3 separate regions of the Homo sapiens genome follow, and all the other regions are linked to region 3. A link is a loop called in an ENCODE intact Hi-C map of the cell type or tissue named here. Cell type or tissue: heart left ventricle. All regions are shown on one strand.

What was found. A loop is a pair of places that touch in the nucleus more often than their neighbours do. Peaks named below come from ENCODE experiments on the same cell type or tissue, not always from the same donor. Only the 100,000 strongest peaks of a DNase experiment are listed, where the experiment ranks them.
Region 1: it touches region 3 in a loop (2.3-fold over the local background); 5 of 110 quality-filtered maps call a loop at or near these places.
Region 2: a loop joins it to region 3, with 2.1 times the contacts of the local background. A loop is called at or near these places in 3 of 110 quality-filtered maps.

The regions. Positions count from the first base shown.
Region 1 is chr3:74,691,268-74,693,767 of GRCh38, reverse strand. No RefSeq gene overlaps it. Among named protein-coding and RNA genes, the nearest start is that of CNTN3, 78 kb to the right of the region's middle. In heart left ventricle, no CTCF peak of the experiment used is centred here; no DNase peak of the experiment used is centred here.
Region 2 is chr3:74,733,686-74,736,185 of GRCh38, reverse strand. No RefSeq gene overlaps it. Among named protein-coding and RNA genes, the nearest start is that of CNTN3, 120 kb to the right of the region's middle. In heart left ventricle, no CTCF peak of the experiment used is centred here; no DNase peak of the experiment used is centred here.
Region 3 is chr3:74,642,935-74,645,434 of GRCh38, reverse strand. No RefSeq gene overlaps it. Among named protein-coding and RNA genes, the nearest start is that of CNTN3, 30 kb to the right of the region's middle. In heart left ventricle, no CTCF peak of the experiment used is centred here; a DNase peak (open chromatin) is centred at 1,544; H3K27ac peaks cover 1,474 bases.

The DNA.
Region 1 (2,500 bases), 48 kb before region 3:
AAAAAAAAAAAAAAAGAAAAGAAAAAAGGAAAGAACCACCCAATTACCAAATGACTTCACTTAATGCATCCCAATTAAAGTCTTTCAACTATCACGGAGTGAATACTATGTACCACACATTTAGTGGATGAAGAAAAAAAACACATATATGCCTGTTTTCACCGAGTTTTTCAGTCAGAAGAAAATAATGAAAACAATTACCTCACAGTGAAAAACTATCCTTAATTGAGACATTTCCAATGGAGGCTGTGGTATGAATAATTTCTTCTCTACCCCACCCCCTCCATGTCATAACTATTTCAAAATTGTGAGTGTCTGTCTGCAAATTGTGTATGATTTTAGTTCTGATGAAGCAAATGACTGTGATTTTTCACAGTAAAATTTCTTCATGACGATGAGATATCTGCCCTTGGTTCTTGCTTCATGACTCTGTGCTGAAATATGATGGGAAACTGAGCACATTTTGCTGTCTGTCACTACTGCAGCTTTATTCTTTTCCTTTCATTGTTGCCTGTACTTTACCAATACCTTCCACCTACCTTCTCCCTAGAAGTTTTATAAAAGAGCATACATACTGCAATTGAACAAATTCAAATGATTATAATAACAGCAAAAAAATAGTTTAAGAAGCACTGGAAGGTGATTTTTCTTTATTTTTAGATGAATTTGCTTAGAATTTCTATGAAGTTTTTCTCCTAACCTTATATAATTTTTTTCTTATGAATCATACTGAAATTGTCTTCACCATGTCCTGGTATGACTGTTGTAGGAGGCATAGTCCGGCTCCCCCTACCCCACCATATCTCTTTGTGTTTACCAATCCTGTAGGTATGGAAGGCCTCCTTGACTGACACTCTACTTGAGAGCTTTCTCTTGTCCCATAGACCTGTGCATGGGATACACAAAAATTGAAAAGTGCAGCAGCATTAATGATTCCAGAGCAACCCTCAGCCAATGATGTATGAGAGCTGGAGAATAACTAACCCCATTTCTAAGGTGCTTCCTACACTCTCTTACAGAGTTTTCCAAAGGGTTTGAGCCACAGTGCATCTTGTTCATTGGCTTTCTTTCCTTCCATGTCTCACTTCTTCATGTCCCTACAATGTCATCTCGGATCACATCCCCAATAAAGCATTCCAAAGCATACTGCATTGCAAGAACTCAGCATTTCAACTCAGATTGAAATAATGGATCAAAAGAAAAAAGATCATCACTTTTGAGAGTTAGCAATCTAGCAGGAATGGTAGAAATTATTAATAATAAATAAAATATTACTATTCTCTTACACACTACATTAGATCTGGAGTTAGAAACTCTGGCTGGGGATATGAAATTATTATATGTCTATGTATTTTCTCCCTATTGATTTTCTTTTGAAGGTTGGGAGAGGGTAATGTTACAATAGTATTAAATAAAAATCCTTTTGTATTTTGATTTGTTTTTTAATATCTTGGATATTTTTTAATGCCACCCTTTTCTCTTGAAAGTCAGAATTGCGATAATCAGTTCTCAGAGAAGCACATGAGAAAAATCATAATTTGTTCAGCAAGCACATAATCCTTCTTATTCATACTCTGATCTGACGAAAGCTACATTAGTGGGTAATGTCATCACGTTGGTAGTTCTAAAGACACATTCCAGCACCTGGTGTATCTGCAGTGATTGCATTTCTGCAGAAATCCACAGCTGACATTAAGATTAAGATGCTGCTTGGTACTCCAACGCGTAGAAAGTGTAAAATCTCCTAGTTGTAGCAGAAAACAATGGCGTATTGTTGAAGTGACAGACGCTCAAAGTTACTGAAGTAAAGGAGAACAACTGCTATTTAAAATTTAACACTTAAATGTTTTATCCGGGTTTTCGAAATTCATATCGCAAGTGATTTATACAGTGCTATTTTGCTATTTTCAAGTCTCTGTTAATATAGTGGTGGGTGTAATACACTCTTAATACATAATATGAAACCATTTTGTCCTCCTTTTAGCTAAACGTGTTAAAAGATAAAATGTGCATATAATTGTGTTTGTGAGAAGAGTGTTTTCAAGTAAAGAAACATTGACTACAGGAATAATTTTGCAATTGGGAGATAAATATTTCCAATTTCTTTACTTCCCTAAAGACAAAAGATCATATGACAACACAGAAATGACATGTACATTGTTTTGAACTATAAACTACTTTCTGTGTATAAAGGAACATTGCTTTAGAGCAAAAGGTTTTTTTAATTTATTTTCTTTTTCTCTTGTCAAGATACTTCTCAGAATAATGTTGTTAAGTGCATGAACTAAAGCACACAGGAATACCAAGGCAACAAATGATTTTTCAAATACAATTATTAAGCTACAAATAGAACATATATGTGATATAGCAAAATACATGCACCCCTTTAATAGCATATTAAAAAGCAAGATTTAAGAGTGGTTCTAATAACAACCATAATTTTTAAGTAAAGATGAGCAATATTTTAAGATGTTTTCAAAACTTATAATGTGATACAAAA
Region 2 (2,500 bases), 91 kb before region 3:
ACCAAATATAAAAATATATTTTAAAATATATTTTTGAAATACTACTTATTAATGCCTCAAAAAATGAATGCTTAGAAATAGATTTAACAAAATATATACAGGGGCTATACACAGAGAAACTATATAATATTGCTGAGAGAAATCATAGAACACCTACATAAATGGAAAATTAAACCATGTTCATGGACCAGAAGACTAAATATTATTAAGATGTCAATTCTCTTCAAATTGACCTCTAGATTCAACATTAAAGCAGTCAAAATTCCTGGAGGATTTTTTTGGAGAGCTTGACAAGCTGATTCTAAACTTGATATGGAAATGTATACAAGGCCTAGTTTAAACCATTTTGAAAACAAAGAACAGAGTGGGAGGACTTGCGTTATAATAAACCTGGAGTACTCAGTAAATTAGAGTAAGAATAGACATCATGATCAATAGAACAAAAAAAGAAAGCCCAGATACAGGTACACAGCTATACAGCCCATTGATTTTCTATGAAAGTGTCAAGGTAACTCAATTGGGAAAAATAAATAGCCTCTTGGACCAATAGTAATAGAACTACTGCATTTCTATGAGCAATAAGTAAATAAATAAAGCTTGATCCTTACTTCACAGGATAGGCAAATATTAACTTGAAATGGACCATAAACTAAAATATAGATAAAAATAGACAATTTCCAAAAGAAAACATGGTAGGAAATCTTTATGAACTTGGGTTAGGCAAATCTTTCTTAGATCAGACATATTAAACACGAAGTATGAAAGATAAAAATGCTAAATTGGATTTCATCAGAATTAAGAACTTTTGTCCTTCAAAAGACATCCTTCAAAAAAAGAAGAGAAGCCACTGAATGGGAGAGAATATTTGCAAAACATATATGATAAAGGACTTGTACCTAGAATATAAAAATACTTAAAAATGAATAAGAAGATAAACAACCCAATTTAAAAATACAGTCAAGAGCCAACAAAGCAAAAAAGACATACACATGGATATGAGCAAATGAGAATATGAACAACAGTATCAGTCATTAGTGAAGCTCAAAATAAAAATGCAATGGAATATTATAACACACTTACTGGACTGGCTAAATTTTTTTTAAAGTGTCAAGAACACGAAGGAACTGGAACTTTTGTTGTGTTGTTTGGGGTGGGAATGCAAAATGGTACATCCACTTTGAAAAGAGTAGGGCTGGGTGCAGTGGCTCATGCCTGTAACCCCAGCACTTTGGGAGACCGAGGCAGGTGGATCAGGAGTTTGAGACCAGCCTAGCCAAGATAGTGAAATCCCATCTCTACTAAAAATACAAAAAATTAGCCGGGCGTGTTGGTGGGCACCTGTAATCCCAGCTACTCAGGAGGCTGAGGCAGGAAAATCACTTGAACCCAGGAGGTGGAGATTGAAGTGAACTGAGATTGTGCCATTGCACTCCAGCCTGGGCGACAAGAGCGAAAATGCATCTCAAAAAAAAAAAAAAAAAAAGGAAAAAAAAAGAAAAGAAATGAAAAGAGTTTGGCAGTCTCTTACAATGTTAAACATACATTTTCCCATACATCTGAGAACTTTTACTCCTAGGCATGTATCGAAGAGAAAAGAAAATATGTATTAACACAAAAAATCATACACCCTTGTACAGTCATATTCATAGTAGCTTTGCTTCTAATAGTCAAATACTGAAAAGAACCTGCCCCCATCAAATGGTAAATAGTTATGTCTGTTATATGTATAAATAAGCTGTCATAAGAAATTCATTTCAAAAAAGCTAGAATGAGTGTTTTGTGCCAGATCTTGTGGGATACAGTAGCGTTAGTCAGTACAGCTATTGAGTAAGATAAATCTGGATTTGAATCTATCACTAACTCCTTCTCTAGGCGTATGAGCCTGGTCTAATCAATCACTGTCTCAGAACTTCTGCTTCCTCATTTTCAAAATAGAAATATTCTCATTACCTATCTCATAAGGTTAGTAATAAGCAACATAGAACAAAGTGCATGCCTGTTGTGAACATGGGCCACATAATAAAACAGATATTATAGCTGTTATTTTATTATATCTAAATTATTCCTGGGAATGTATTTATTGAACATATTTTCATCATCATGAAATAATTTGGAGATTTATAAAATTTGTGAAAACAGGATTTTGCTTGACCAGAATAGTGTATATAAACTGAAAGTCAGGATATTTATTAATATTGTTATGAAATTTTATTAAATAATTCATTCAGATCTAAGTGTACCTGGACTCTTATCCACTGAGTTTTCCCAAAATTGTTAAATGTAGAGAATAAAGAATTCTTTGTCAATGAATATTCTTTTTTCTCTTATAACTTATTTTTGATTCTATAGTAAAACAATAAATATTATCTTAGAGATATAATTTCACATATATTCCAGCTCCCATGTCGTTTATCCAAGATGTGTCAGCTGTGAAACATCTGTTCCTACAGAGAATCAAAAAAAGGGGGTAGAAATATATTGCAAATGTCTTCAACATAAA
Region 3 (2,500 bases):
CCTGGGAATTCATGAATTTAGTCAAGATGATATTCACTTTTTACTTTTAAATTTTTTCCATATCAACGACTGTTCCCTTTTTTCCTTCTTATTTGTGTTTATCCCTGTTTTTTTCCTCTTATTTCTAACTCAGACCTGGAATTTGTGTTCACTTGTATATAAAATTTTTAGCAGCATGAATTTTCAGACTTATCTTTAAGCAAGTTTTATGGCTTTTTTTTCTTTTTGCCTATGACAAATTCTTTTTTTTTAAATTTTATTTGTTTATTTTTTTGAGACAGAGTCTCGTTCTGTCGCTCAGGCCCGAGTGCAGTGATGCAATCTCGGCTCATTGCAGCCTCCACCTCCCTGGTTCAAGTAATTCTCTTGGCTTAGCCTCCCGAGTAGTTGGGACCATAGGCGCAGGCCACCACACCCGGTTCATTTTTGTATTTTCAGTAGTGACAGGATTTCACCATGTTGGCCAGGCTAGTCCCAAACTCCCGACCTCAAGTGACCACCTGCCTTGTCCTCCCAAAGTGCTGGGATTAGAGGCGTGAGCCACCACCCCTGACCTTGCCTATGGCAAATTCATATAACCAAACTTTTAGTTTCCTCTTCTTCTTTTTTTTTTTTGTGGGGGAAGGGTGTTGGGGGGGGATGTGTTTTTGTTGTTTTGCTTTGCCGCTACATATCCTGGAGTCATTCTTCCAGACAAACACTGTGTATTAAAATTCTGACTCCTTCCATGATAAAATATGTTTTGTTTGATCATACGCTTGAATCTTAATTTGGTTTAGAGAATATTCTGGATTGAAAATTCTTCTCTTATTGCTGTCTTATATTTGTTGTTACTGAAAACAACCTTGATGCCCTTTAAATTTTCATTTCTTTGTAGGTAATTCGTGTTGCTTTGTTCCGTTTCTATTACTCACTGTTTGCCTTTTAAACTCTTTTTTTTTTTTTTTAATCCTTAGAATACTTTCTCTGGGATGTTGAAAAACTGGGTACTTTTTGCTTCATTCACCCTGCTGTCAAATGGAACATTTTTCCCTCATTTTCTCTCCTGCCATCTGCATCTCATTGAAGCCTCTAGATGAGTCCTCTTATCCTTCATATCTTTTCATACTTGTTTTCTACCTCTTTTGTCCTTTGCACTGCATTTCCAGAAAATCTCTTGGCTTCCCTTTCCAGCTCTTTAATTTTCACTTTAATTATGTTCATTCTGCTATTTAGTATTTTTTTTTTAATTTCACAGGATTTTTTTTTAAGAACTATAAGTTCTTGAATAGGTTGCTTTTCCAGCCTGTTTTTGTGCTTAGGATATTAATCCTCCTTGATCTCTCAGAGATCATTAAAGCATCTTCTGATTCCTCTCTTAATTTAACCCCCAAGTTCTAGTGCTTTTCTTCCATTGTGTCGATTTTCTTCCAATACTTGTCTGCTGAATACTCACATTGCAAATTGAGAAGCTGATAACAATTACAGGAGCTCGGCCTCAGCCATTTGAGGAAAGTAGCACAACAAGCCTCTGGACTGGATGTGCCAGTAGCTTATCTGCTGTGGAGAGAACATCCTGTTCCCCTGGGAATGGCCAGCTGTCTGACACAAGGCCCACTGACTCGTTCCAGCCCTGAATAAACAGCACAGGCTAAGGAAGGCTCAGAGATCACTAACTCGACCATCGTAAATGTAGGGACCCAATTAATCACTCAAGTTACCTTCAATTTTCTGCCCCCCACTCCACTGACTCTGAGCCTGAAGCACCCTCAGAAAACAGGCCTTAGGTCCCATTGTGAATTCTGCACTATTTTTCTTTGTTCTTATTTTTCTGTCACTTTCTTTGCTCTGTCAGTTTGTTTCTGTTCTCTTATGTTTCACTTATGTATAAAACTTTTATGGATCTCTCTCTCTCTCTGTCTCTCTCTCTCTGTCCCCACCTCTCCCTCTCTCAAATTTCAAGGGATGTGGGACAGAAGGGGATGTTAGGGGCATGTGCTTATTTTTCCCCCTGAATTCAGATTCCTCAGCATGCATTTTGTGTATGTTTTCACCCTTGAGTTCCCTTTGCCAAGATTGTCTCAATTACGTCTATTTTGAAATAATACAGTGGATTCATTTTTAAAACCTTCAAAATTCATCCCAGAACCAGGTGTGATAGAAATAAACATATAACCTTAACACATAGGCCCACATCTTCCTCAAAAGATTCTTGTGAGCATTAAATAGGACACTGTATAAAAGAACCTTGTAAAATGTAGAGTGCTGTGTAAATATGATTAAAATAGTGACTTTTATTTTCAGTTTCTTAAAAGTATGAACCATGTTTTAATCCCTATTTTTTCATAGTGGGTAGTCATCTACTCAACTAATTGATGAGTCAAAATTTGCTGAATGAATGACCTCATTCACATCACATTTTATTTTCAAAACATCGGAATTATGACAAATATATTTTACATACCTACTAGAAACACTTATCCATGGAGCTAAAATATACAGTTTACATTTATTCTACACT